2 separate regions of the Homo sapiens genome follow, and region 1 is linked to region 2. The links are chromatin loops, found by intact Hi-C in ENCODE. Cell type or tissue: GM12878. All regions are shown on one strand. Links, peaks and the distances in the headings refer to the core of each region. The heading gives the core; the rest is flanking DNA. Region 1 overlaps SLC41A2 (solute carrier family 41 member 2). Region 2 overlaps CHST11 (carbohydrate sulfotransferase 11).

Region 1 (16,259 bases), core at 5,813-13,812, 410 kb after region 2:
AGAGCCAAGAAAAATACACCAACTAATGGAGAAATGTAGTAATAGGTCTCTAAAATTAAAAAAAAAAAAAAAAAGAGAGACAACATTTAAATCTCTCTTCTATGTAGCAGATCTAAATTATCAAAGTTTACTAGAAGGTACGACACTATCAAACATATTAACATGCTATACATTTTCTATAAACTTCAAACAAATTTATAACTGTAAATAAGGTAAAAATATTAAACAATGTAACTGAAAAGTAACACATTAATTCAATAAACATTTACTAAAATAGTTACATAACCTACATGAAAATAGCATAATAACAATAACAACAAGAACAGTAACAGTAAAAAAGCTAACATTTATTGGGCTCCTACTATATACCAAGTACTATGCTAAATGCTTTACATTCATCATCTCATTTCATTGTCCCCACCAATATAAAATAGATACTGTCATTTCTATTTTATGAAGAAACTGAGGCTTAGAAACTTAAGAATACAGTGAGGAAATAGGGAGAGCCGGAAGAAAATATGTATCTGACACCAAAGTTAGTGCTCTTAACTCTAAAGGTAAATAGGATATTATTTTTGTCCATAGGGATCTTATAGTACAGGCATTCCATAAAATATTGGCTGCCTACTGATAATAGATATCCAAGCTCCAAAATGAAATAGAAAAACTAGGTTTGATTCTCAATTCATATTTAATTCTAAATCTCCCTAGGGTTAAAAGTTGCATATCCCTTACTGAAAGTCTTATCATCTCAAGGCATTTTTTGGATAATATCATTTTAACTGATCAAAGTTTCATTATTATCAGAGATATTCCTGGCTTCTTCTCCATAACTCTAATTAATTTATTATGCAGAATAAGTACTTTTTAACTTAAAGGCAGAGTTTGCCTCGCAGTCCTATAGCCTACAGCCTTAGATTACTTAATCTAAGTCAAATGTTACTTAATATTTTGATCTTACAGAATGCTGCAACCCTTACCCCAACTCTTATCTTTGACTGAATTTTCTATTTTTTTTGCTTCTTAAGGTATTTAAAGATCTTCTCACCTATGACTAAAGATGCTTGAACTACATACAAACCCAAAATTTTTATTTTTTCCATATCATGTAGGAATAAACAATTATTATAGATATTAAAATAAAGCTAAACAAAGTTTACTCCTAAGCTTTTGTATGGATTTGCCATCACATCTTCTCACAGTCCTGTAGCCTACAGCCTTAGATTACTTAATCTAAGTCAAATGTTACTTAATTTTTTGATGTTACAGAATGCTACAACCCTTACCCCAACTCTTATCTTTGACTGAATTTTCTTTCTTTTGCTTCTTAAGATATTTAAAGATCTTCTCACCTATGACTAAAGATGCTTGAACTACATACAAATCCCAAATTTTTATTTCTTCCATATCATGTAGGAATAAGCAATTATTATAGATATTAAAATATAGCTAAACAAATTTTACTCCTAAGCTTTTGTATGGATTTGCCATCACATCTTTAAAATAATTATACTAATAAAATTTATTTTTATATTTTCTTCTATTTAAAGGAATATGACTAATGCTACATTGTGTCATTTTCTCCATGATTTTTTAAAAGATGAAAAAAACCTTTTATTTGTTGAATGGATTCACAGTTCTCCTTGTAAGCCAACAGATAAGGATAAATAACATCCCAGTTAGGAAGCATTTCAATCTACTAAAACAACTAAGGTTGCCAATAATTTCTTTAATAGAACGAAATAGAAAACAAAATGCATTGAAAACCACTAAACACAAATGAAAAGAACTATTCTGCTAGGTCAGATCATCTTAGTATTTTATTCTCAGGTCAAGAGAGGAGCACCCTGCTAGACTTTAAAGAAGCTATCCTCAACATTAAATCTCTGGAAGGACATCTGAAGCTGAAAAACGCACCCACCACACCCACCCCAGAATCACTGCCCTGAATTTTCAAAGAGGAGAAAAAATACCTTAGGAAAGAAACTAAAAATAATGAGCAGGCAGTTCCTTAAAAAGTTAAACAGAGTTTAACTTGACCCAGCAATTCTACTCCTTCATGTACACCCAACAGAATGGAAAACATATTTACATAAAAACTTGTACATTACATAAAAACTTGAATGTTCATAGCAGCACTATGCATAATGGCCAAAAAGTAGAAGCAACCTAAATGTTCATCAAATGGTGAATAGATAAACAAAACTTAGTATATCCATAAATGGACTATTACTTGGCCATTTCATTAATCCATACAATTGGATGTTACTCTGCACTTCATATGATTCAAAAATGATGCATGTGACAACGTGATGAACCTTGAAAACATTATGCTAAGTGAAAGATGCCAGACTCAAAAGGTCACATATCAAATGATTACTTTTACATACAAGCCCAGAATAGGCAAATCCGAAGAGAAGGTAGATTGGTGATTGTTAGAGGAGGGGTGGGATGAGGAATAACTGCTAAAGTATTCTGTTTTGTTTACAGATAGGGTCTCACTTTGTCACCAAGGATGGCGTGCAGTGGCATAATCTTGGCTCAGTGCAGCCTCAAATCCCTGGGCTCAAGTGATCCTCCCATCTCAGCCTCCCAAAGTGCTGGGATTACAGGCATGAGCCACCATGTCAGGCCCAGCGTTTCTGTTTGAGGTGATGAAAATGTTCTGGAATTAGATCACGGTGATCCTTGTACAACCTTATGAATATGCCAAAAACCACTGAATTGTATACTTTAAAAAAGTGAATTACATGGCATGTGAATTACATCCAATTTTTAAAAATCCTCACAGAGGGGAAAACAGGAAGGAGGACTACATTCTTCAAAAATGTCTGTCATTAAAGACAAAGGATATACACACGTACATAGACAAAGAGAGAGAACAAAAGATAAAGCAAATGGGGTAAAATGTTAACCTTAGGTGAATCCAGATAAAGAGTATGCAGGGGTTTTTTTTGTACTGTTTTGATTTTTGCAACTATTCTATAAACATATAATTATCTTCAAATAAAAGTTTGTTAAATGTTAAAAAGGTGGGAAAACCATGATAAAACCCAAATTTCCAAATGTTTACTGTAAATGTATTCTACTTCAATTACCTGCCAAATCCAACATGCCCATTCCCACCAAATTAGACCATATGGATAATTCTATAGGACCCTCCTAACTTATTCCTGGCTAACTTCTAATCCAATTTTGATAGGTAGGGAAAATTACAAATATATAAAAAGAGATGCTACAAACATTTCTCTTTTTTGGATATACTGGTGTTTTATAGATGTCATAAAATTAAAGAATTACTTTTAGAAAACCACCAATGACACAATCAACAGAGCAAATAGTCAATTAAAGGCCAACTATGAACTTCCACATTAATATTAAAATGTAAAATCATCTTCCTTCTAAATGAAACACATTTAAAAGATCCTGGTTAAAATAATATTTTGTATTAAAATCTGGGTATATCATAATGGGTATTAGGGTAGGATGAATAAAATCTAGTAATAATTCACAGGACCTGTGAATGCTACCTTATACGGCAAAAGGGGCTTTGTAGAAATGATTAAGTCAAGAATTTTGGGATGGGAATATTATCCTGGATTATTTGTGTGACCCCTAAATATAATTGCAGGTATAGGAGGGAGGCAGGAGCAGATGTGGCTGCAGAAGAGAAGAAAGCAATGTGACCACAGAAACAGAGATTGGAGTCATACAGCTACCAGCCGAGAACACCGGCAGGCAGCTGCCAGAAGATGGAAGAGGCAAGGAACAGATTCTCCCCAAGACCAGAAGGATCCAATCCTGATGACACCTTGATTTTATTCCTATATAACTCATTTTGAATTTATACTTAATTGTAATTGTTCTGGTTTCCAGAACTGTAAAAACAAAACAAACAAAAAAACCCAAAAAACATTTCTATTGTCTTAAGCCACAAGGTTTGTGCTAATTTGTTACAATGGCAATAGATAACTAATACATGCATATTTAAAACTTCTTGGAATTTTAAGCCTAATAAATGTCCATTATACATTAATACTGACTCTGTGATATAGGCAAACTACGGAAAAGTAAAGATTAACACAGCTAAAGTGGTTCAAATCGCTCTGATGCCTCCTAACTGGCAAACATAACTAGCATCTTTTGTGATCCAGTTTTCACATTTTATATTGTTGACGGCATTTCCCAACTGCTGTTATATCATTTCATTAATAGTGTTCATCATTCTCACCCCAAATTCTTCTGAAACATGTAGCTGTTATGATTGACAATTTTTATGTATTAGCTGTTTCTATGTAAACAACAAAGCAATGGGCACTGTAAGTTGTGATTTTTTTCTAAATGCCCCTTAATAATTGATCTAAATTTTCTGAGGGAACTGATACTCTAGAAATCACTCTAACCTAAGATGGTACTGTGCTAAAAATCCCTCAAGCATAGAGACATTCAAGATAAATTTAGATTCTACTCACACCACCACATTAAGGCAGAGATATTCTAGAATGGTCTGTAAATAACCAGGTGGCATCCTTGTTAGTCTCCATAGGAATGCAGTAACCTGAGGCTAATTGCTACTGCTCTTACAGCTTCAGCTAAGCCATCTGTTTAAAGTTAATCTTGAAAAATGAAAAATCAATCAACATTTTGCCTCTCAGATCTCGCCTACAAAGAGAATATCTAATAATTTTTTCAAATCAATAAATATCATGTACACACAAGAATTAGATAGCCATGCAGTTATAAATATGTGAAAAAGAATTTTTTAAATCTTCTTGGAACTTATGCAAACAGAAAGAAAGGAGCAACAATCATGTGAACATATATATATTCCAGTTACTGGCCCAATGTTGAATCTTGTTAATAGCTTTTAAAGATTACTGTATGTTTAAAGATTACTATACGAATGTATAAATGCCTTTATATTGTCCCTGCAAGCCACACAAAAGTATATCAGAATCCAGAGCTTAGATTACTCTCTGAACTTTCTATTTCCATTTGAAATAGATCTTTTCTAGCCATGTGTTGCCATTTTTATTTTTCTATAGTGGTACTAATTCCCAGATACTTTCTGCTAAGATATCCTTCCAATATTTCCCCAATACTATATCCTCATCAAAATGATTTTTTGTTACAATCTATTATGTTATTGGACAATTACTGTGCCAAAATCATTCTGAATAACTTCTAATCACGTTAATTGGAGTGCTTTCAAAAGGAATAAAGCATTTGGTGAAGTACTGTTTATTAAACATCTGTTTTGTATATGGCACTATAGGGTGCTACAAAGAAATAAAATAAGAACGCAGTTTTGTCCTTAAGAAGCTTATATCCTCATAAGAGAAGGTATAACATTTATAGAAAAAGCTATAATGACCAGCCACACATTAAACATGTCACAAGAGAAGTGTCAATTAAGTGTTATAGGAATTCAGAGGAGAAAAAAGATCACTTAAGACTAGGAAAATCTATAAATGTAGGCTTTAAAAATGAGAAGGATTTGGATTGGCCTTGATGGGAAGAAGAGGATGAACTGGGAGAGGGGAATGAGGAATGAATTGAGGGAGGGGAATAAGAAGGAAAAAAAAAACAGATGGTATATGAGATCAGTAAACAGCTGAGTTTGGCTGGAGTAAAAGGTATAGAACAGGAGAAGCAGGCAGAAGCTTAAGAAGGTAAGTTTCCAACTGACTCCGCGAGGCCTAAATACCAGGGTAAAAACTTTAACTTTGTCCATTAAGCAATAAAGAGTTACTCAGGATGACTACAAAAAATAAAGTCAATTGGAGTAAACAAAGCTTTAGGCTTGTTTGTTTCACTCTTTTTTGGAGGAGTGGAGAGGAAAAGGGGGAAAATTGCATATTTACTTCAGATAGCAGAAATCAGCAAATTTCAGCAGAAGCAAAAGAAAGGTAGCACACTTTAGCTGGGTGTGGTGGCTCACACCTGTAATCCCAGCAATTTGGGAGGCCGACACGGGTGGATCACTTGAGATCAGGAGTTCAAGACCAGCCTGGCCAAGATGGCAAAATCCCGTCTCTACTAAAATACAAAAATTAGCCAGGTGTGGTGGTAGGTGCCTGTAATCCCAGATACTTGGGAGGCTGAGGCAGAACTGCTTGAGCCTGGGAGGCGGAGGTTGCAGTGAGCCGAGATCACACCACTGCACTCCAGCCTGGGCGACAGTCGAGCAAGACTCTGTCTCCAAAAGAAAAAAAAGAAAAGTAGCACACATTGAATTCCATGGATGCAGAGAGCCTTAGTACATGTATGAAAGCTAACAGCACATGAGGGGGTATTCAGTCATTTCAGAATACTCAGAATTCTAAGTAGTTGAATAAGACTTTTTTCTTTTTTTGATACATACTTAAGGTGTACAACTTGGTGTTTTCATAGACATATTACAGTTACATGGTTAGATATATAGTTAAGTGGTTACTACAGTCCAGTGATTTAACATCCATCATCTCAGATATTTAACCTCTTTCCACTTTTTTGTGGTAATTACATCTAAAGTCTACTGTCTTGGCAAACTTCTAGTTATAACTATAGTCCTCATGTTGTACATTCATTGGATCTCTAGATTTTTTTCATCCTACATAACTGCAACTTTGTAGTCTTTGATCTACATCTCCCCATTTCCTGCCTCACCTCCACCCCTAACCCCCATCCCCCGTAACTACCATTCTACTCTTCGTTCCTATGTATCTGACATATTTTTAAAGATTCTCTATATAAAGTGAGATCATGCAGTATTTTTACTTCTGTGTCTGGCTTATTTCACTTGACATATAATGTCTTCCAGGTTCATTCATGTTGTTGCAAATGGCGGATTCTCCTTTTTTAAGACCGAACAATATTACATTGTATATATACTACAATTTTATTATTTACTCATCCATCAGGAACATTTAGGTTGTTTCCATATCTAGACAACCGTAAATAATGCTGCAATGGACATGGGAGTGCAAATATCTCTGTGAAGGGCTGATTTCATTTCCTTTGGATACATACCCAAAAGGGAGATTGCTGAGTCATGCAGTCATTCTATTTTTAATTTTTTGAGGAACCTCCATACTGTTTTCCATAAAACTGCACCAATTTACATTTCTACCAAGAGTGTACAAGGATTCCCCTTTCTCCACATCCTTGCCAACACTTGTTATCTTTCATCTTATTGGTAATAGCCATTATAACAGATGTGAAATGATATCTCATTTCAGTTTTGGTTTGCTTTTCTCTGATGATTAGTGACATTGAGTACCTTTTCATATACTTGTTCGTCATTTTTATGTGCTCTTGGGGGAAATGTCTACTCAGGTCCTTTGCCCAGTTTTAAATTGGGTTATGTGTTTTTTATTGAGTTATGTGAGCTCCTTATATATTTTGGATATTGACTCCTTATCAAACATATGGTTCACAAATATCTTCTCCCAATCCATAGGATGCCTTTTCCTTTTCACTTTGTGGATTGTTTCTTTTGCTGTGTAGAAACTTTTAAATTTGGCGTAGTCTCACTTATTTTTACTTTTGTTGCCTGAGTTTGTTTTTTTTTTTTTTTTTTGAGACAGAGTCTTGCTCAGTTGCCCAGGCTAGAGTGCAGTGGCGCAATCTTGGCTCACTGCAAGCTCTGCCTCCCGGGTTCACACCATTCTCCTGCCTCAGCCTCCCGAGTAGCTGGGACTACAGGCGCCTGCCACCCTGCCCGGGTAATTTTTTTGTATTTTTAGTAAAGATGGGTTTTCACCGTGTTAGCCAGGATGGTCTCCATCTCCTGACCTCGTGATCCACCCGCCTCGGCCTCCCAAAGTCCTGCGATTACAGGCGTGAGCCATCACGCCCAGCCAAATGCTGCCCGATTTTTTGATGTGATATCCAAAAAATCATTGCCAAAGTCAATGTCAAGGAGCTTTTCTCCTATGTTTTCTACTAGGAGTTACATGGCTTCAGGCGTTATGTTTAGGTCTTTAATCTATTTTTAGTTGTGTAAGATAACTATCTTTGTGTATGTGTAAGATAAAGGTCTAGTTTCATTCTTTTGCATGTGGATATCCATTCTCCCAACACCATTTATTGAAGAGACTATTCTTTCCCAATTGTGTCTTCTTGGTGCCCTTGTTAAAAATTATTTGACTGTATATACTTGGGTTTACTTCTGGGCTCTCTATCCTGTTCCACTGTCTGTTCCCATGCCAGTACTATACTGCTTTGATTACTATAGCTTTGTGACATAATTTGAAATCAGGAAGTGTGATGCCTCCAACTTTGTTTTTCCTAAAATTGCTTTGGCTATTCAGGGTCTTTTGTGGTTTCATATGAATTTTAGAATTCTTTTTTCTATTTCTGTGAAGAATGCCATTGAAATTTTGATAGGAATTGCACTGAACCTGTATATTGCTTTGGGTAGTATGGATGATACTAATTCTTCCAATCCATAAACATGGAATACCTTTCCATTTATTTGTGTCTTCTTCAATTTATTTCATTAATGTTTAATCATTTTTATTGTAGAGATATTTCACCTCCTTTGTTAAAGTTATTTCTAGATATTTTATTTAACACAGTGTGCTATATTACACTGATTGATCTGTGTATGTTAAACCATACTTGCATCCCTGGGATGAATCCCACTTGGTCATGATGTATAATATTCTTTATGTATTGTTGAATTCAGTTTGCTAGTATTTTATTGAAGATTTTTGCAGCTGTGTTCATCAGAAATATTAGCCTATAGTTTTCATTTATTTTGTTGTCGTTGTTGTTTAGGTCATTTTTGTCTTTGCTTTTGTTTTAGAGATGGGGTCTCACTATGTTGCCCAGGCAGGACTCCAACTCCCAGGCTCAAGTGATCCTCTCACCTCAGCCTCCAGAGTAGCTGGAACTACTGGTATGTGCCACCACACCTCACTAGTTTTGTTTTCTTGTGGTGTCTTTGTCTGGAAAATTGGTATCAGGTGATGGTGACCTTATAAAATGAGTCTGGGCTGGGTGCAGTGGCTCACACCTGTAATCCCAGTAACTCAGGAGGCTGAGGCAGAAGGACTGTTTGAGACTATGAGTTTGACACCAGACTAGACAACATAGTGAGACCCTGTCTCCAACAAAATATTTAAAAATTAGCCAGGCATGGTTATATGCACTTGTAGTTCCTGATACTTGGGAGGCTGAGGTGGGAGGACTGCTTGAGCCAAGGAGTTCAAGGCTGCAGTGAGCTATAATCATGCCACTGCACTCCAGCTTGGGTAACAGAGCAAGACCCCCATCTCTGAAAATAAAACTAAAAATAAAAATAAATGAGTTTGGAAGTATTTCCTCTAGTTCTATGTTTTTGGAAGATAAGGATTGGTACTATTTGAATGTTTGGTAGAATTCAGCCATGAAGCCATTTGGTTCTGGGCTTTTCTTTGTTGGGAGGATTTTAATTACTACTTTAATAACTATTTGTTATTGGTCTGTTCAGGCTTTCTATTTGTTCCTCATTCAATTCTGGCAGGTATATGTTTCTAAGAATTTATCCATTTCCTCTAGGTTATCTAATTTGTTGGCTTAAAATTGTTCAATCGTCTCTAGTGATCTTTTTTATTTCTGAGGTCTCCACTTTTATTTCTGATTTTTTAATTTCAGTCTTCTCTTTTTTTTTCTTAGTCTAGCTAAGGCTTTGTCACTCTTATATGTTAGAAGAGCCAACTAAGTTTTGTTAATGTATTTTTCTATTCTCTATTTGATTTATTTCTGCTCTGGTCTTTATTAACTCCTTCCTTCTGCTAACTTTGGGTTTACTTTATTCTTTTTTTCCTAGTTCCTTGAGGTGTAACATTAGCTTGTTTATTGGAGATCTTTCTTCTTTCTAAATGCAGGTGTTTATCGCTATAAACTTCCCTCTTAGAACTGCTTTTGCTGTGTCCCTTAGGTTTTGGTATGTTGTGTTTCCATTTTCATTTGTCTCAATATATTTTTTTAATTTCCTTTTGGATTTCTTCTTTGACCTCTTGGTTGTTCAGGAGCATGATGTTTAATTTCCACATGTTTTTGAATTTTCCAGTTTTTTTCCTATTATTGATTCCTAGTTTCATACCACTGTGATCATCAAAGATACTTGATATGATTTCAGTCTCTTAAATTTCAATCTTCTCAAAGTCTTCTTTGTTAAGACTTGTTTTGTGGCCTAATATATGATCTATCCTGGATAATGTTCCACGTGCACTTGAAAAGAATGTGTATTCCGCTGCTGTTGGATGGAATGTTTTGTACATATCTGCTAGATTCATTTGGTCTAAAGTGTAGTTCAAGTCCAATGCTTCCTAATTGATTTTCTGTCTGGATGATCTCTCCAGTGTTGAAAGTGGGGTACTGAAGTCCCCTACTACTATTGTCTTACTGTCTATTTCCCCCTTCATATCTGTTAACAATTGATCATATATATATTTAGGTGCTCTGATATTATGTGCATATATATTTACAATTGTTATATCTTCTTGATGAATTGAGACCATAAGACTTTTCTTAATGTCCAGTTCTTTGAGCACTATATAATACATGGCCTCTATAACTAAAGCCTACTGCTATCATAAAATCCTCTTTTTATCTCTAAAGACTGCTAAGTGTTTTCAAAATAGTTCAGGAAATAAACTTGAACTATAAGTTTATCAGGAAATAAACCTGAAGCTTCTCAGCAGGATGAATGGAGTCTTGGAATTTAAATGTGCCTGTTCCTAATCTTTGTATTCAGAATAAAAATATTAGGCATCCAACTGCTGATCTTAGGAGGCCCCCTAGTGCGCACAGAGCAGACACTTTAGCAATCTGAACACAGACACTTTAGAAATACCTTTAACAAATTAACTATGGGATTGATCTGTAACACAAAAAATATATTTTTAGGAGAATCAATGATACAGAAAAAATGTAAAAGACTATTTTAGTTAATTCATCTTGAATTACTTTGAGCCAACTTTCAGAAGACAAAGATTAGAAAATCCTAAGCAATATTTAATAATATTATTTTTCAAAATCATGATCTGTGATAGTAACATTCCATTTTACTTTTTTTATTTCTTGATCCAGTCAAATTATGTATGCATCACTATATAACATTCGAAATACCGAAAGCTTTAGATGGCAACACATTATGATTAAGTCTTTTATAAGGAGAGTTTATCCCTTGTATAATTTAAAAAAATAAAATTTCAGGTGGGGCGTGGTGGCTCACGCCTGTAATCCTAGCACTTTGGGAGGCCGAGGCAGGCAGATTCCCTGAGCTCAGGAGTTTGAGACCAGTCTGGGCAACACAGTGAAACCCCGTCTCTACTAAAAATACAAAAAATTAGCCGGGCATGGTAGCGTGTGCTTGTAGTAGCTGTAGTCCCAGCTACTCAGGAGGCTGAGGCACGACCATCACTTGAACCCCGGAGGCAGAGGTCTCAGTGAGCCAAGATCGTACCACTGCACTCCAGCCTGGATGACAGAGCAAGACTCTGTCTCAAAAAATTAATTAATTAATTAATTAATTAAATAAAATTGTAAAGGTCAGTGTGCATTATTTTCCTCAATAGTTGTTTATCTTCTGGAATCTCATAGTACTTAATTCTGTAACATTATAACAATTGCCATGTTTATCATGATAACATTCTTCAACGGCATTCTCTTTCTTACTTTCTTACCACTGTCTTTAACTGAGGAGATATCTGGTATTTGCAAGCAGCTGAAAAATGTGTTATAAATGACTTAATGGTAATTTAAATATCCAAATCTGCAAATAATATACCTGTATTTTATATATATATATATATATATATATATACATTTTTTAAGTTCTAGGGTACTTGTGCACAACGTGCAGGTTTGTTACATACGTATACATGTGCCATGTTGCTGTGCTGCACCCATTAACTCATCATTAACATTAGGTATTTCTCCCAATGCTATCCCTCCCCCGTCCCCCCACCCCACCACAGGCCCTGGTGTGTGATGTTCTCCACCCTGTCTCCAGGTATTCTCATTGTTCAACTCCCACCTATGAGTGAGAACATGCAGTGTTTGGTTTTCTGTCCATGCAACAGTTTGCTCAGAATGATGGTTTCCAGCTTCATCAATGTCCCTACAAAGGATGTGGGCTCATGCTTTTTTATGGCTGCATAGTATTCCATGGTGTATATGTGCCATATTTTCTTAATCCAGTCTATCATTGTTGGACATTTGGCTTGGTTCCAAGTCTTTGCTATTGTGAAAAGCGCTGCAATAAACATACGTGTGCATATGTCTTTATAGCAGCATGATTTATAATCCTTTGGGTATATACCCAGTAATGGGATCGCTGGGTCAAATGGTATTTCTAGTTCTAGATCCTTGAGGAATCGCCACACTGTCTTCCACAATGGTTGAACTAGTTTACACTCCCACCAACAGTGTAAAAGTGTTCCTATTTCTCCACATCCTCTCCAGCACCTGTTGTTTCCTGACTTTTTAATGACCGCCATTCTAACTGGTGTGAGATGGTATCTCATTGTGGTTTTGATTTGCATTTCTCTGATGGCCAGTGATGATGAGCATTTTTCATGTGTCTGTTGGCTGCATAAATGTTTTCTTTTGAAAAGTGTCTGTTCGTATCCTTCACCCACTTGTTGATGGGGTTGTTTGATTTTTTTCTTGTAAATTTAAGTTCTTTGTAGATTCTGGCTATTAGCCCTTTGTCAGATGGGTAGATTGCAAAAATTTTCTCCCATTCTATAGGTTACCTGATCACTCTGATGGTAGTTTCTTTTGCTGTGCAGAAGCTCTTTAGTTTAATTAGATCCCATTTGTCTATTTTGGCTTTTGTTGCCATTGCTTTTGGTGTTTTAGTCATGAAGTCCTTGCCCATGCCTATGTCCCGAATGGTATTGCCTAGGTTTTCTTCTAGGGTTTTTATGGTTTGAGTCTTTAATCCATCTTGAATTAATTTTTGTATAAGGTGTAAGGAAGGGATCCAGTTTCAGCTTTCTACATATGGCTAGCCAGTTTCCCCAGCATCATTTATTGAATAGGGAATCCTTCTCCCATTTCTTGTTTTTGTCAGGTTTGTCAAAGATCAGATGCTTGTAGATGTGTGGTATTATTTCCGAGGGCTCTATTCTGTTCCATTGGGTTATATCTCTGTTTTGGTACAAGTACTATGCTGTTTTGGTTACTTTAGCCTTGTAGTATAGTTTGAAGTCAGGCAGCATGACGCCTCCAGCTTTGTTCTTTTGGCTTAGGATTGTCTTGGCAATGTGGGCTCTTTTTCGGTTCCATATGAACTTTAAAGTAGTTTTTTCCAATTCTGTGAAGAAAGTCATTGGTAGCTTGATGGGAATGGCATCCCCATCAATTTTCATGATATTGATTCTTCCTATCCATGAGCATGGAATGTTCTTCCATTTCTTTGTGTCCTCTTTTATTTTGTTGAGCAGTGGTTTGTAGTTCTCCTTGAAGAGGTCCTTCACATTCCGTGTAAGTTGGATTCCTAGGTATTTTATTCTCTTTGAAGCAATTGAGATTGATTCCTAGGTATTTTATTCTCTTTGATGCAAAGAGATTGAATGGGAGTTCACTCATGATTTGGCTCTCTGTTTGTCTGTTATTGGTGTATAGGGATGCTTGTGATTTTTGCACATTGATTTTGTATCCTGAGACTTTGCTGAAGTTTCTTATCAGCTTAAGGAGATTTGGGGCAGATAAAATGGGGTCTTCTAAATGCGCAATCATGCCCTCTGCAAACAGGGACAATTTGACTTCCTCTCTTCCTATTGGAATACCCTTTATTTCTTTCTCCTGCCTGATTGCCCTGGCCAGAACTTCCAACACTATGTTGAATAGGAGTGGTGAGAGAGGGCATCCCTGTCTTGTCACACTTTTCAAAGGGAATGTTTCCAGTTTTTGCCCATTCAGTATGATATTGGCTGTGGGTTTGTCATAAATAGCTCTTACTATTTTGAGATATGTCCCATCAATACCTAGTTTATTGAGAGTTTTTAGCATGAAGGGCTGTTGAATTTTGTCAAAGGCCTTTTCTGCATCTATTGAGATAACCATGTGGTTTTTGCCATTGGTTCTGTTAATATGATGGATTAAGTTTATTGATTTGCATATGTTGAACCAGCCTTGCATCTCAGGGATGAAGCCAACTTGATTATGGTGGACACGCTTTTTGACGTGCTGCTGGATTCGTTTTGCCAGTATTTTATTGAGGATTTTTGTGTCAATGTTTATCAGGGATATTGGTCTAAAATTCTCTTTTTTTGTTGTGTCTCTGCCAGGCTTTGGTATGAGGATGATGCTGGCCTCATAAAATGAGTTAGGGAGGATTCTCTCTTTTCTATTGATTGGAATAGTTTCAGAAGGAATGATACCAGCTCCTCTCTGTACCTCTGGTAGAATTCAGCTGTGAATCCGTCTGGTCCTGGACTTTTTTTGGTTGGTAAGCTACTAATTATTCTCTCAATTTCAGAGCCTGTTATTGGTCTATTCAGGGATTCAACTTCTTCCTGGTTTAGTCTTGGGAGGGTGTATGTGTCCAGGAATTTATCCATTTCTTCTAGATTTTCTAGTTTATTTGCGTAGAGGTGTTTATAGTATTCTCTGATGGTAGTTTGTATTTCTGTGGGATTGGTGGTGATATCCCCTTTATAATTTTTTATTGCCTCTATTTGATTCTTCTCTCTTTTCTTCTTTATTAGTCTTGCTAGCGGTCTATCAATTTTGTTGATCTTTTCAAAAAACCAGCTCCTGGATTCATTGATTTTTTGAAGGGTTCTTTTGTGTCTCTATCTCCTTCAGTTCTGCTCTGATCTTAGTTATATCTTGCCTTCCGCTAGCTTTTGAATGTGTTTGCTCTTGCTTCTCTAGTTCTTTTAATTGTGATGTTAGGATGTCAATTTTAGATCTTTCCTGCTTTCTCCTGTGGGCATTTAGTACTATAAATTTCCCTCTACACATGGCTTTAAATGTGTCCCAGAGATTCTGGTATGTTATGTCTTTGGTCTCATTGGTTTCAAAGAACATCTTTATTTCTGCCCTCATTTCGTTATTTACCCAGTAGTCATTCAGGAGCAGGTTGTTCAGTTTCCATGTAGTTGTGCGGTTTTGAGTGAGTTTCTTAATCCTGAGTTCTAATGATTGCACTGTGGTCTGAGAGATAGTTTGTTATGATTTCTGTTCTTTCACATTTGCTGAGGAGTGCTTTACTTCCAACTATGTGGTCAATTTTGGAATAAGTGCAATGTGGTGCTGAGAAGAATGTATATTCTGTTGATTTGGGGTGGAGAGGTCTGTAGATGTCTATTAGGTCCACTTGGTGCAGAGCTGAGTTCAAGTCCTGGATATCCTTGTTAACTTTCTGTCTCGTTGATCTGTCTAATGTTGACAGTGGGGTGTTAAAATCTCCCACTATTATTGTGTGGGAGTCTAAGTCTCTTTGTAGGTCTCTCAGGACTTGCTTTATGAATCTGGGTGCTCCTGTATTGGGTGCATATATATTTAGGACTGTAAGCTCTTCTTGTTGAATTGATCCCTTTACCATTATGTAATGGCTTTCTTTGTCTCTTTTGATTTTTGTTGGTTTAAAGTCTGTTTTATCAGAGACTAGGATTGCAACCCCTGCTTTTTTTTTTGTTTTCCATTTGCTTGATAGATCTTCCTCCATCCCTTTATTTTGAGCCTATGCATGTCTCTGCACATAAGATGGGTCTCCTGAATACAGCACACTGATGGGTCTTGACTCTTTATCCAATTTGCCAGTCTGTGTCTTTTAATTGGGGCATTTAGTCCATTTACATTTAACATTAATATTGTTATGTGTGAATTTGATCCTGTCATCATGATGTTCGCTGGTTTTTTTTGCCCATTAATTGATGCAGTTTCTTCATAGCATCGATGGTATTTACAATTTGGCATGTTTTTGCAGTGGCTGGTACTGGTTTTTCCTTTCCATGTTTAGTGCTTCCTTCAGGAGCTCTTTTAGGGCAGGCCTGGTGGTGACAAAATCTCTCAGCATTTGCTTGTCTGTAAAGTATTTTATTTCTCCTTCACTTATGAAGCTTAGTTTGGCTGGATATGAAATTCTGGGTTGAAAATTCTTTTCTTTAAGAATGTTGAATATTGGCCCCCACTCTCTTCTGGCTTGTAGAGTTTCTGCTGAGAGATCCACTGTTAGTCTGATGGGCTTCCCTTTGTGGGTAACCCAACCTTTCTCTCTGGCTGCCTTTAACATTTTTTCCTTCATTTCAACCTTGGTGAATCTGACAATT
Region 2 (14,726 bases), core at 1-8,000:
AGCAGGAATGCGCTTGAGCTTCTGTGTACCTGTTAATTGCCCAGGGAAATACAATTGTCATGGAATTCTTTGTGAGAATTGGGAAATAACTTTCTAGCCAAAGATACTAGAAAGAAACTTCCAACTTGTAATTGTCACTTTGTGAAAATTTCCAGCCCTTGTTAGTCTTAAGTTGACTTGAAAGTGACATCATATCTTTTCAGCCTAGCCTTTTGGAAGAGGCAGAGAACCTTTTCTAAGCTTGTGCTGAAAAAGATCCTCTGTCGATGATCCTGCCCCATCCTTTATGTCCCCCTCTAGTCCTATTTTCTCCCATTGTTTATTATTTAGATCTCTATAAATATACTTTTCTGATATTTCCCTCCAGTCCATAGCAAATACTACTTTCAAAACATTGTGTTGAATGTAGAATTACAGATAGTTCAGTTGAAAGGCCTTCCTTATTTCAGATTACTTACAGTCCACAAAAGCTCTGTGTCAACAGTTTATCATTACACGGGGCATAAAAATATACTTTCAAATCTACATTAAACATTTTCTTTTTGAGGGGTTCATTTTATTAAGCTACACTGTTAATGACCACTGATGTGGAATCTCTTTCACTGGTTTGAATTTCTTTAAAAGTTAAAGATCCTTGCTTCTCTGAAGTATCTTGGGGGTAAGGAGAGCTGATCCTTCAGCCTGGCTCTGCAGTTTCTGTCTCTCCAGATCACCCTGGGAGAGGCAGAAGGGACCACAGCATGGCACGGATTGTGTAGCTAAAAATTTGGAGGCCTCTGGCAGGGGTTCCAGATACCTACATGTGAAATAGAAAAATAGTATTGCAAAAGCAATGGGTTCCAGGCTTCGTTGGTGGCTGGAGGGTATGAGAGGAGGGAGAGAAAGAAAAAAAGGAAGGCAGGGCGCGGTGGCTCATACCTGGAATCCCAGCACCTTGGGAGGCTGAGGCGGGTGCATCACTTGAGCTCAGGAGTTCGAGACCAGCCTGGCCAACATGGCGAAACCACATCTCTACTAAAAATACAAAAATTAGCTGGGTGTGGTGGCACACGCCTGTAATCCCAGGAACTCCGGAGGCTGAGGCATGAGAATAGCATGAACCCAGGAGGCAGAGGTTGCTGTGAGCTAAGATGGCACCACTGCACTCCAGCCTGGGCGACAGAGTGAAACTGTGTCTCAAAAAAAAAAAAAAAAAAGAGACAAAAAGGAGACAGCTGGCAAGGCTGGCTGTCCCTCTCTCTGATTCTAATCTGGGGCCCATTATCTTTTCTAATTCATAGAATTGATTAATTTGCAAATTTGAGTAATTGGTCATCAGTTGCACAAGGGTTTAGCAGAAGTGGGCCTTGTCAGTAGGATAGTTACATTTAGAAGTTTTTGATACTCTGAGTTAATAGTCTTCCTTAAGAATATTTTATAGGGCAAGGACCAGGTTTTAGACTCCATTTTAATCCCGATGTTTTTTGCACGGTGTCTGACAACAGTGGGTTCTCAATAGAATGTTTGCTGGATGAATGCATGAAGTGGTTAAACTCCAGAAGTAGACCCACTTCTCTGGTTTTCAGGAAGGTCACTTCTAGCCTTGCCAAGAATGCCTGGTCAATAACTCTGGCTCTGTCTGGTGGGGAAACTTCCTGCCTTCCTGAACTGTGACACGGACCCAGTTTAAACTAATCAGGCGCCAGACAGGAGCTTTCACCGTGACCTAAATTTGCAGCCCGTGAGGTGTAGGCAGCTGAGGCACTGCTCTGTGTCCTGGATTCTGGAGAAGGTTGGTCTTGTTTAGCCACTTAGATGGATTCTAAGGAAATCCATCCATAGAACAGACACCTTCTATGGCCGTGAACTATTCCTAAAGCTAGGGAGAATGGAACCATATACCTGTGATTTCTACACAGGTTTGAGTTCACCAATGAATGCTTCCTATGCAAGTTCATCAGCTTGCATTAAAATGTCTTGCATACCTGCCCCAGATGGCTGGGTTTTGATGGAGCTGTGTCATGCAGTGCAAAGCTGAGAGGCCCCCCAGGCTGCATTGGCACAGAGTGTGTAAAGGCAGCTCTTCAGAACCTTCCTTTTGTGTTACTCCATAGGATTGTGGTTTTTGTTTGAAATCTACTGTTCATAGAAAGAAGCCTTCAGAGGAGAAAGCCTTTTCTCTCCTGTCTGCTTCCTCTCTATTATTTTTATTTTTGCAAAATGTTTATTTTCACTGTCACCTGGGATTTCTTTGCCTCGGTTGAATGTATTGAAAGATTATATCCTTTATTTAAAGATGTCTCATTTTACCCCCTTGCACTTTCACTTGATCAGGTTGAACCTAAAATGCATTTTGTATTATAATTTTAAACGAATTGTAAACATAACATGTGCTCATTTTAGAAAATTTAGGAGGTGGCCAGGTGCGATGGCTCACACCTGTAATCCCAGCACTTTGGGAGTCCAAGGCAGGTGGATCACCTGAGGTTGGGAGTTTGAGACCAACCTGACCAACATGGTGAATCCCCGTCTCTACTAAAAATACAAAAAAAATTAGCCGGGCGTGGTGGTGCACGCCTGTAATCCCAGCTACTTGGGAGGCTGAGGCAGCAGAATCACTTGAACCAGGGAGGCGGAGGTTGCAGTGAGCTGAGATTGTGCCATTGCATTCCATCCTGGGCAACAAGAGTTAAACACCATCTCAAAAAAAAAAAAAAAAAAGAAAAAGAAAAGAAAAAAAGAAAATTTAGGAGGTATAGAAGAAAAACAATCATTATTCCACCACCAAGAGGCAACTGGTACTTTAAAAATATATTATAGAATATATTTATATATATTTATATATTCTGTATTTTTCTCAACTATGCAAAATGCATATACATAGTTGAGATAACATCATGCATTTTGTATCCTGTTTGATAATAAGTATTTTAGACAAATACATCATTGTCACAACTAGTTATTAAAGTTAAAGACAAAGTTTAACCATAACTGTTTAAATGTATAGACTTGCATGTGTCTCCACCTCCCACCCTACCCCTTTGCAGGATGTCAGTCTGGTATTATTTTTTTTGCTGTGGTTGCACAAATTTAATGTTACGTTACAGAATCTTTTTGCTTATACATGGAATAGTTTGGAGTCTTACCAATTTGTAGGGGCTGTTCTTATGTTATACACCTGAAACTTCCATTGAAAAGGTGTCAAGAGGGTCTCAAATATGAGACTGTTATGAATTCTGAAAACAGCATTGAATCACTGAAGGATCTCATGTACCCCATAAATATATACAACTACTATGTACCTATAAAAATTAACAAGTAAAAAAATAACTGAAGGAGAAGACATTTTTAGCATGGGGTCTCTCCTTGATCATTTAAATGTTTGCACCTCGATGGAGCATTTTCATTGCTGTGCTCAGATGAGACAGATGTAGGTGATCTCCTTTGATTGTTACAGTCCTCATTTTCATTGCCTTCCAAAATAAAAAGGGGTGATCAGGCACCACAGAAAGGGTGGTTTGGGGGTTTCCGTGGGGTGAGGGGTGAGGGAATCCATCCTTCAGCAGAGGTATCTGCTGTCAGTATTTGTCTGGTTGAAAGATCATTTTGTTCATAGCTTTATCAGCACAGTCATTTCAAAACAGGAAGTCAAAGGCTCATAAGCAAAGGCACCACCCTTTCCCTTCTTAAACCCACCAAAAGGACCTCTCTTTAGTCTGGAGGTCAAGTGAAAAAGGCTCTCATGAAAGTCATTGCCAGCAGGCCTCTTCTAAGTTCAGACTCTGAGGAAAACCAGAAGTCATTCTGCTGATTCATTTTTTTTTCTTTTTAGTTTTTCTTTTGAATTTTTGGGACACCACCTTTATAACAAATAAAAGGGGAGGCAGTTCTTCCTATGAACAATCTGATCTGTCAGTTAAAATTTCCTAGAACTTGTAATTTGATGCATCTTAGATCCAATGTGAGTGATTGAAACTTACAAGCAGACTTGTTCTCCTCCTCCCCAGCCCCCTGTCTGTCTGTCTCTCTCTCTTTTCCTTTCTTCTACTCTGTGCCAGATACTGTTCTTGGCACTGGAGATGTAACACATACATACATCTCTGCCTTCATGGAACTTAGATTCTAGTGGGGCGGACAGACTTTAAGCAAATGCAGAAGTGACATATATGGTATATCAGATGGTGTTAAGAGAAAAACAAAACAGAGAAGATGGTTGAGGGGTGTGAGAGGCAGGGGTTGCAATATAATATAGAGGTAATTAGGGAATGTCATTGATAAGATGACACTGAGAGCAGACACCTGCAGGAAATGAAGGAGCCGGCCATGTTCCAGGCAGAGAGCAACACAAGTCAAATCTGGTCCCTGAGGCAAGAACACGCATGGCAAGGTGGTCAGAGTGCCCAGAGCAGAGGGACGGAGGCAGCCAACAACCACAGTGGGGAGAGACAAGTCGGAGAGAGACAATTGTTTTGAGCCTTGGGTTTAACTGTAGATGGGAGGGAAGCGCTGCAGAAGCTTGAGCAGAGGTCTCTTGGGGCAGGGAGGCAAGGAATAAGGGTGGAAGCAATGTAGCAAGATTGAAAATGAAGTCTCCTACTTGCACTTTTTTTTTTTTTTTTTTGAGGTGGAGTCTTGCTCTGTCACCTAGGCTGGAGTGCAGTGGTGCAATCTGGGCTCACTGCAACCTCTGCCTCCTGGGCCCAAGCAATTCTCCTGCCTCAGCCTCCTGAGTAGCTGGGATTACAGGCATGCACCACCACACCTGGCTAATTTTTGCATTTTTAATAGATACTGGGTTTTGCCATGTTGGCCAAGCTGGTCTTGAACTCCTGACCTTAAGTGATCCACCCTCCTCGGCCTCCCAAAGTGCTGGTAGAGGTGTGAGTCACTGTGCCCAGCTCTACTTGCACATTTGTGCTCATCTTTGGGCAGCCGGTAGTGTACTTTGGTTAAGTGGTCACCATATAAGTCCCATCTCCCCTCTACCACCTGCTCCCCCTTGACCCCCAACTAGACCATCTCCTTTTTCAATTTTTTAAAATTTATCTTTATTTTTAAAAACAGGGCCTTGCTCTATTGCCCAGGTTGGAGTGTAGTGGTGAGATCACGGCTCACTGCATCCTCGAACTCCTGGGCTCAAGGGATCCTCCTACATCATCAGCCTCCCAAGCAGCTGGGACTTACAGGTGTGCCACACACCCAGTCCCATTTCCAATTTTTAAAGCAGTAATGAAGAGATCTGAAAAAGAGATTTGAGAAAAATTTTGACTGAGCTTGTAGTGGGAAATTCGTAATATCTTCAGGGTGCAATCGGTGGCATTTGTTAATAAAAATATCCAGAAAAAGTGCCAGACTTAAATCAGCACTCAATAAAAATAAAACGATGAAATGGATCAGCGCTCTGGGAGTGGAAGACCCGAGTCCTAGTCTGGGGTCTCCCATGTCCTATCCCCATAAATTATTGTGTATTATTGATTCCAGAACATATTTTTTTCACATTTTAGTGATTATGCAATTTGTGTTGTGATTGATGGCATCTCAGCACCGTGCTGCCCTTTAACGAGCAACTGTTTCGTTTCTTAGTGTTCCATCAAATAGCAGTGTGCCTTCACCATGGATGCCTTCTGAGGCCACCTCTGTAAATTGTGAAAGTACTTTATGTAAACTGTGGCACACTTCATAACCTCAGTAAGTGATGAAAAATGGCATTCCTCCAAGATGCAGAGTCTGAGGGCTCAAAAGTACCTGGTTAGTCTTGAGTACTTGCTTCTCAATGGCCAGACTGGCATGCAGTCTGTCCAAGTCTTTTTAACTTTGCCTGGCACTTATTTTCAGAGCCCAGGGCTTGTAGTTAGTATTTGTCTGATTAACGATGAGGTTGGTTAAGAGTTAGAATGGGGAGGGTGGGAAGTAAGTGATTTAACTTGAGGCTTGAACCTGGAAGTTCATCTAGAAATAGACATAAACATTGCCCAGGGAAAGTATCACCAATGTGGATTTTTGTTTCTTTCAAGGCTACTGAGCTGTCATGACTTTGTCATTTCTCTTTTCTGGCCCTTTTAGAAATGTACTGTGGTTGTTTGTTTTTTTGTACATCTTCCTCTTTTGACATAGCAAGGCATGGATTCTGTCAGGTTCATCTTTATAGCCTCTGACCCTGGCCCAGAGGTGCCTAGGAAACATTTAAAGAGTAAATAATTGATTCTCAAAGATAAGCCTTTCCACCTCGGTCACCACCCAATCCATGTGCGCAGAACTCAGAAGGAGGAGCCAGGTTGGATTGTCATGTACAAACAGCATCTGCTGTGGTCTAGTCCCTTTGTCTCCCAAATCTCTTTGCTTCTGTTCTGCTGTGTTTCAGGGCAGGAAATAGAAATCAGTCTAGATATTTTATTTTTTAATTTAATTTAATTTTTTTTTTTGAGACAGAGTCTCACTCTGTCGCCCAGGCTGGAATGTAGTGGCACCGTCTGGCTCCTCTGCCTCCTGGGTTCAAGCGATTCTCCTGCCTCAGCCTTCTAAGTAGCTGGGATTACAGGTGCCCGCCATCACGCCCAGCCAATTTTTGTATTTTTAGTAGAGACAGGGTTTCACCATGTTGGCCAGGCTGGTCTCGAACTCCTGACCTCAGGTGATCTGCCCGCCACGGCCTCCCAAAATGCTAGGATTACAGGCATAAGCCACCGTGTCCAGCACCAGTCTAGGTATTTTAAGCAGAAAGATATTTACTAGAGGGAATTTTGTGCTTATAGAGGCATAAGGGGGCTGGAGGAATGGGGCTCCAGGAATGTCTCCCAGCTAATGGTAGTAGTTTATATAATAATTAATAAACAAACGTATGTTGGCATGGCTGTTCAAAAAAAACAAAAAACAAAAAACAAAACTGACTCACTAGGGGTGCTACACCCTCTGATACTGTGTCTGGAACTATTGAGTTCAAGAACAAATTGATGGCAAAGCCGGAGAGTGGACCCTATAATGCTGTTGCAAAAAACCCTCGTGACCCCATCTCCATGCTTGCCAGCGGCCAAACAGCCCCAAAGGCAAGAAGATGGCCTCTCTGCCCCACATCTGCTTTCTAAATCTCAAGTGAGTGCTTCTATTTGGGAGAGCCAAATTCACATCTAGAACCTTAGCTTCAAAGAAGCCTGGGAAATACAGCTTTTCAATTACCAGCCTCTGCAGGCTAGAAAGCTTTCTAGAAGGAGGGTAGAATGAACGATGAGCAAATAATCACAATACTCACCACACCCTATTGGTAAAACATATTTGAGCAGCCATCCCTCAATATATTTTGTTTATAAATAATTTCTGCATATTACTACCATTATCTACATATCTAGGATAGGATCCTTTCTGACTAGTGACTGCAAACCCCTATGTCGTTATCTGTTGGATAATTCCGTTGGCTGACTCTTTATCAATTCTGATTCTTTCATCCTTTTGACCTTGTAATGTTGTCCACAAAGATACAATGGAGAGCTAGTACTCAAGAGGGAGGAATGCCATTTTCTTGTGTGCCTGGATTGTGACAATTATCTTCAAGTTGTGGTTTCTTGGCTGGGATCTCTTTAGGCCTCAGTTCTATTTTGTGAGGAATAGGATAGTTAAAAGTAGATAATATAATCTGTAAATTTACTTATGATTCAGTTGTAAATGGTTATTCATTGAAATATGCTGAGAATGGTGGAATTATTGAGGTGGTCACTCCAGTTCATTTTGTGGTTGAGGATACCTGCCTGAGTTTCATAACTGACATGTAATTTGATATGACAGGTTAGATGGAGTTGTTTGTGGCCATTTGTATTCTTGATATAGTTAAAATTTTTTTAGGTTAACTGAAAATGGAAGGTCTGGTGTCTAGATGAACAAAAAATGGGAAGTCTGATGTTTCCTTCCCGGACCCCTTTTGTGGCACAGTGTCCACTAGGATTTTGGAACTCCAGGACTAGACCTGCCTTGAATGTCATTGGTTATTGTCAAACCTGCCATTGTCAACTCTGGGTAAAAGTACAGTGTTAACCTGGTGCCAGTTCTAGCGGTGGTGGAGGCTTAGTTTGGCTTTAGATAAGCTGTATGGGGAGGGCTGATATTTCCAGCATCACCAGGACTTGGGTTCTGTCTCATGTAGATATGGATAGAGACAAAGAAACCTGGTAATGGAAGTGTTTCAGTCCTTATCATTCTCTGGCTTGAATCGTTATCTTAAATGCCTTGGGAGAAGAAACTCACAAAGGCAACTCAAGTGAAAGAAGCTGGTGGCTGGGTTTCTGTTAGAAACTGTTAACTTCGAAGAATCTCAGAAGAGGGAAACCACAGAGGCCCCTCTAAGGTAGTGTTGTAACAGGACACTTAACATTTCTTAACGGTTGTCATATTTTACCTTTAATATCATTGCATAAGGTCACTCATTATAGTGAAAAGAGCACAGAATTTGGAGTCTGGACACCAGCTTTTAGGATTTGGCTGTTCCCTATATCCATTTGACATCATTCAAGATATTTTTGTTAAATGCTTACTAAGAGTTAAGCTCTGTTCTAGGTGTAGAATCAAACAGGTGAAAATCCATGTCCTCATGGAACATACATCATAGTGGGGGAGACACAATAACAAATGGATATTAAATTATAGAGTATGTTGGAAGGTGACAAATGCTACGGGAGGCGGGGAAGCAAGGAAGGGGGATGTGAAGTGGCAGTGGTGGGGGGATTGAAATTTTAAATAGGATTGTCAGGGAAGTTCTCTCTGCAAAGGTCGCTTTAAAGATTGAAGGAGATGAGGGTAGATGGGAGATGAACCAATGAAATAGTAAAGATATTTATTGGATATTATTTACCGAAGGCCAACTTGGGTCAGGCATTGAATATAGATTACTCCCCCATGGGACTCGTATAATGTATACGCTATAATTACCACCATTTTACAAGGGGGGAAACTGAAGCATAGAGCATTATCACTTGTCTAAGGTCCCCAGGAGAGGAATGGATGGAATAAAAACCAAACCCGGCTGTATGACTTCATATCCGCTGCTCTGAACATCTGGGAGGGCTCTCATTTGGGCATTACTCTTCCCATCCACCCTAAAGATTGGCGAGAATGATTGCAGTTTAGTGATAGACATTCTGCGAAGGGTGGGACCTTTCTGCCCATCAAAGAATCATTCTGCCCAAATGCCACCAATGCCCCTCCTTGAGAAACAGCTCAAAACTCTATGTGTAAACAGCATCTGGCGTAGTACTTGGCTGCATCCCATGACTTGGGCAAGTGCCTGGCAAGTGTAGGGGCTTAATAATTGATTGAATGAGTGACTGAGTGAAAGTCGCAGACAAGAGATTTGGTCCCCTCATTTGCCAAGTGAAGGTAGTAATGTTACCTCTTTTATGGGTGGCGGTGGTAAAGATTAAATGAGAAGTTAGATGTGAAAATGCATTGGGAATGGATGTAAACCTATGTAACAAAACTGCATGTCCTGCACATGTATCCTGGAACTTAAAATTAAATAAAATTAAATTTTAAGAAAAGAAAAAATGAATGTAAAAGCAGTATAAACATGTTGTTGTTATGATAAATTACCTGTGTGGTTCCTCGTTCAAGGATGTGAATCTCCATGTCAACAAGATGCTGTTCTATTTAATTCTGTTTGAAACCTGAGCAAGTTTTTATCCTTTTAACATGTGCGTCCTACACTGTAAGATTTACTGAAAGGATCTGACTTCTATAAGTGTGAGGCTCCTGTGAATATCTTCTCTCTGTATGTGCTCACCCTCTGTCTGCCGTACTAACAGGCATACCCGCTGCCAAGGCCAAAACTGTGTAGCAATTTGCAAAGCAGAGTTTATATTTGGTCAGAAATCAGCCTTGTGTTTTTTTGCTGAATGCAGTGACCGCAGCATTTCCTCCCAATTATGCACTTAATTACTCCTCAGGTTCCCATTAGCTTTAACTAGTGACACTTGGGAAATAACAGGCACTGGTCAATGCCATTTCTGAAGCTGAACTCCGAGGAGGATGAAAAGCAGTCATTTCAGAAAAATAACAGTGGTAGCATGGCAGCCTGTATGTGAGCAGTTGTTGGGTGGGTTAGCATGGCTCATTGCACAGGACAGCATCAATTGGCCCTATGTCTCCACATTGGGCTTGTTCTGTGCTGAGGAGGACTTTAAGGGCTCTTCCTGTATAGGGGTCAGTCCTTCCCACTGCTTAACTGCAGGTGTCATGGAGCTTGCTCTGTGGCTGGCATTTGTAGCTGGGGCACAGACCCATTTCCTCCCTTCTTCACCAGACCAGGTGCTGAAATTTAGTTCAAAGACTCCATAACCCTGATCTGGGCTAGGCCCGGCATTCTTCAACCTGAGGCCAGGCTCACATTTGAAATAGTCCCTGTTAGGCTGCAGAGTTATCATAGAGGAAGGGGAGCATATTTGTCAGGGCTCACATTTCTTTACAAGTTGAAAAAGTTTCTATCTTTTTAAGCACCCAGACCTCTTTCCATTCCACCTAATCATTGATTTAGACTATTTGTTTGCAACTGGTTTGGGACCTCCTTCTTCCCCCATAGGGGACAGGTGGCAATGTCTGGAGACATTTTGGGTTGTCATTAACTGGGGAAGGTGTGCTACTGGCATTTAGTGAGTGGAGGCCAGGGATGCTGTTAAACATCCTACAATGGATAGGATAGACTTCCCCACAACAAAGAATAGGCCAGCTCAAAATATCAATAGTCGGGAAACCCTGTATTAGTCTGTTCTTATGCTGCTGTGAAGAAATACCTCAGACTGGGTAATTTATAAAGGAAAGAGGTTTAATTGACTCACAGTTCTGCATGGCTGGGGAGGCCTCAGGAAACTTAAAATCATGGCAGAAGGCACCTCTTCACAGGGCAGCAGGAGAGAGAATGTGTGCAAGCAGGGGAAATACCAGACACTGATAAAGCCATCAGATCTCATGAGACTCACTCACTATCATGAGAACAGCATGGGGGAAACCACCCCCATGATCCAACTAACTCCACTTGGTCCTGCCCTTGACACATGGGGATTATTGCAATTCAAGGTGAGATTTGGATGGGGACACAGTCAAACCATATCAAACCCTTATTTGATTCAACATTTTTCTGATGCTTTATGAAAAAAACCAGTAACAACAATGACCACTTACCAAATACTTGCTCTGTATCAAACAGTATGTCAGCTGCTGTATTTGGATTATCCATCCTATTTAATCCCCACCACAACCTTGTGAGATGCACATTTACCAATCCCATTATACAGGTGAGGAAACTGAGGCTTAGAGAGGTGAAGGAGCCTGCCTAATCGGAAAGCTGGAACAGGATCCTGGCTCAGGTCTAACTGACAGCAAACACTGTACTCTTCACCTCACTAGTATGCCCATCTCCATGTTCTTGGTTTCAGATAATTAGGTCAAGAAGTAATTATTTCATAAAGGCCTTAAGCTCAGCTGTAAACTCTGTAAGTGGGACATTCAATGATAGCCCCTTCTCTTCTTACCCTACACGCTATCCCTGGTGAGCTCATCCTCTCTTGGGGCCTGGGGTATCATCTGTGTTTAGATGACGCTCATGTCTTTCTTCAACTTGGATGTGACCTTGGGTCGAAGTCTAGTTCATGTATTACCTCTTGTGTTACCATCCATCCCCTCTTGGTCAGAATGAGGGGATAGATGTCCTTCCTGTCATCCCTGTGGTACTTTGTGTGTGTACATCTCTAATATTACTCATTCTGATACATTGACTCCTTCAGGGAAGGGGCCATGTCTTGTTTAGCACAATATCCCAACATCTCCAATAGAGCCTGGTACATAATGGTCACTCAGTAACTATTTGCTAAAAGAAGGAATACACTGATGGTAATTGGTCACTAAGAAGAAAATCCCCCTTTTTGGGATAGCGGGTATGGAATTTTCAATGCTGATTTGATTTTCATTTTGATTCTATGGTGAGCTGTCACTTAAGAGAGCCAAGAACAACCCCTTTTATACCATGGCTAAATGTGAACAGCCAAAAAGTGAACAACTGTCAAAGTTGTAGGAATTGCATCACTGTAACCACAAAGGTAATTAAATGTGTCCCAGAAAGGGATCTGCTAATTTGGTTTGCAACGGGAGGGTCTGAGACAAGACTTCTGTAGAGCAACACTGTCCAGTGGAAATACACTGCTGCTGCACACAGAACTAAATCTTCCGGTAGCCATTTTTACATTGAAAAAAGTGAAAAGAAACAGGTGAGATTAATACCTGAAATATTGCAACAGGTACTCAATATTAAAACTCACTGCAATATTTTACATATTTTTGGTACTAAGTCTCCAGAAATCCAATGTGTATTTTTACAGGACATCTAAATTCAGGCTAGCTGCATTTCAAATGCTTACTAGCCATACGTGACTAGGGCTACTGTAATGTATAGTGTAGCTCTAAAGTGTTAGAGAACCTTTTCTACATTGAACTAGGGCTTTTTTTGGTCTCCCCTCACCCTAATTTAAAAAAAAAATTTATGGTGACAGAATCTTGCTCTGTCACCCAGGCTGGAATGCAGTGGCATGATCATAGTTCACTGCAACTTTGACCTCCTGGGCTCAAGGAATTCTCCTCAGCCTCCCAAGTAGCTGGGACTACAGGTGTGCACCATCACACTTAGCTAATTTTTGATTTTTTTTTTCTTTTTTTTTTTTTTGTAGAGACAGGGTCTAGTTATGTTGCCCAGGCTGGTCTCAAATGCCTGGGCTCAAGGGATCTTGCCTCAGCCTCCTGAAGTACTGGGAGTACAGGCGTGAGCCATTGCGCCCGCCCCTTCCATTTTCTTAAGGGGATGTTGTCTTTCCTGGGTTTTAGCTATACCCTTTGGGAATAATATTGATTATCTTAAGGCTCAACATGTTAAATACAAGATATTGGCTGCAAAGTTTTATACACACACACACACACACACACCCCTCTAAAGTCATTTCAGGCCTCTAAGGTATCTTCAGAGTCTTCTAGTTAATCAGTCGCTATCTGAAGCTTGATTGTGCTATTGAGATCTTGACACAGTCTGCCATGTAGCAAGAGCAACTGTTACTAGCTCCATTCTACAGATGAGGCAATGGAGACTCAGAAGGATTTAGGGAATTGCTTAAATTTTGTTTCAAATGGTTCTAATACCAACGTTTAGCTGCAAAGTCTGGCCCAAGGAACATTCATTCTATTAGGGTGGATGTAAACACACATACTTCACTGTCTTATGGGGCCAGATGCGATTGCTGTTACAAAGAGAGACAAACTGTGAAGGAAAGGGAGAGGAGGGTGATTGATTTTGGTGGTGGTGGTGATGGTGGTGGTTGTGGTGGTGGTGGTGGAAGGAAACCTTCCAGGGAAAGTTGAGGTTGGCACCGGGCTCTGAAGGATGAGTAGAAATTTGCTGGCGGAATCTGGGAAGGGAGAGGAAAGACATTCCAGGTGAGGACGCCTGCCAGAGCAGGGAGTGGGGCAGTGAGGAGAGTGATGTCTGGGAATACGGGAGCCCAGGGGTGGAGAGGTGAACCTGGATGGCTCTGAATGCTCTAAAGTTTGAGTTTTATTCTTGGTACCAGGGAGCCACAGAAGGTTTAGTGTCTCCTGTTTTTCAGATGATGAAATTTAAGCTGAATTTAAACTCTCTTGTTTCATTAGAAAGGCAGTAGTTTCAAACTCACTTTCTCAAAATGAACTCGGGGCCATTTGGAAATCGTTTCTATTATCATCATTTAATGGGAGGTAAGATTATTCATGAACGACTAAAGTGCAAAGTAAGAAAGAGCTTAAAGGCACTCTGTAGTGGGATTTGAAACTCCTCTGTTTTGCATTGCTCGGGCCAAAATTATAGGCCATGGAGGTTAAATTTCAGTCTCTCAGTTGCTAATGGTGCCCTAGCTTCACCCTCAGAGGGCTCTGGAAGCAGTGGCAGGAGAAAGGGAAAGTGTGTAAATAGTCGCAGGGAAGAGAGTTTCTTGCTTCAGTGGGAGCTCATGGGTGTATCCGGGTCAGGCTGCAGCTGTTGGGCTGCCCTAGAGATGAGCAGTGAAGGATGGAGAACAAAGTCTGCTGCTTCCTCCTGGAAGCGAGACCCAAGTTCACTGTGTGTGGGGTCTGAGTGCATTGTACCCCTGAAAGATGCCGCCCTGTGTCCTCTTTAAATCAAAAGACTGCCTCTTTTTTTAGGCTCCCCTTCCTGGGCTGTGGGAGAGGGCATGGGGCTATTGTAGAGCTCATACACAATGTAAAAAGGCATCTCTCTGTGGCTTTCACAGTCACTTCTGGGGGCCATTGTGCTTGGTACAAAGCTGAGGGCTGCCTGTATTTTCTCTGCTAGACTGTAGCACTTGACGCCTGTCGATGAATAATTGAGAGCTGGTTTTCTCATAGGGGCATCTCACCACCTTTGATCCCCTTTATTTTCCGTTAAAACATCACCATCATCACCACCACCACCACCACCACCACCGCGACCACTACAACCACGACAGGGAGAACTCTTCCAAAGGCTTAATTGAAAAAGAAACTAATATAATGTAATCACAGATATGCAGCGTGTTTTAAAGGGGGCATGTGGACAGGCAAGCTAAAAGGGTTTCTGGATTTACACTTGCAAACTTATAAAGATTTAGGGATTAGAGATTGGAAGGTCTAATTGAGGTAGTACTTATTATTGGAAGCCTATGCAAAGGTATTGGAATGGGGATTATTTTGCAATTGGAAGAATTAGTGAAATCCTT

What was found. Hi-C counts contacts between places; a loop is a spot of excess contacts. Peaks named below come from ENCODE experiments on the same cell type or tissue, not always from the same donor. Only the 100,000 strongest peaks of a DNase experiment are listed, where the experiment ranks them.
Region 1: it touches region 2 in a loop (2.1-fold over the local background); 29 of 110 quality-filtered maps call a loop at or near these places.

Annotation. Positions count from the first base shown.
Region 1 is chr12:104,866,531-104,882,789 of GRCh38, forward strand. SLC41A2 (solute carrier family 41 member 2) reads right to left here. Exons shown (of 11, transcript NM_001352171.3): 7 at 1-49. Among named protein-coding and RNA genes, the nearest start is that of SLC41A2, 84 kb to the right of the region's middle. In GM12878, for the core only: a CTCF peak has its summit at 10,770; no DNase peak of the experiment used is centred there.
Region 2 is chr12:104,459,486-104,474,211 of GRCh38, forward strand. All of the region lies in intron 1 of CHST11 (carbohydrate sulfotransferase 11), which reads left to right. Among named protein-coding and RNA genes, the nearest start is that of CHST11, 9.9 kb to the left of the region's middle. RefSeq lists enhancers at 3,451-3,500, 13,949-14,088, 14,045-14,214. In GM12878, for the core only: no CTCF peak of the experiment used is centred there; a DNase peak (open chromatin) is centred at 3,626; H3K4me3 peaks cover 4,948 bases; H3K27ac peaks cover 6,146 bases.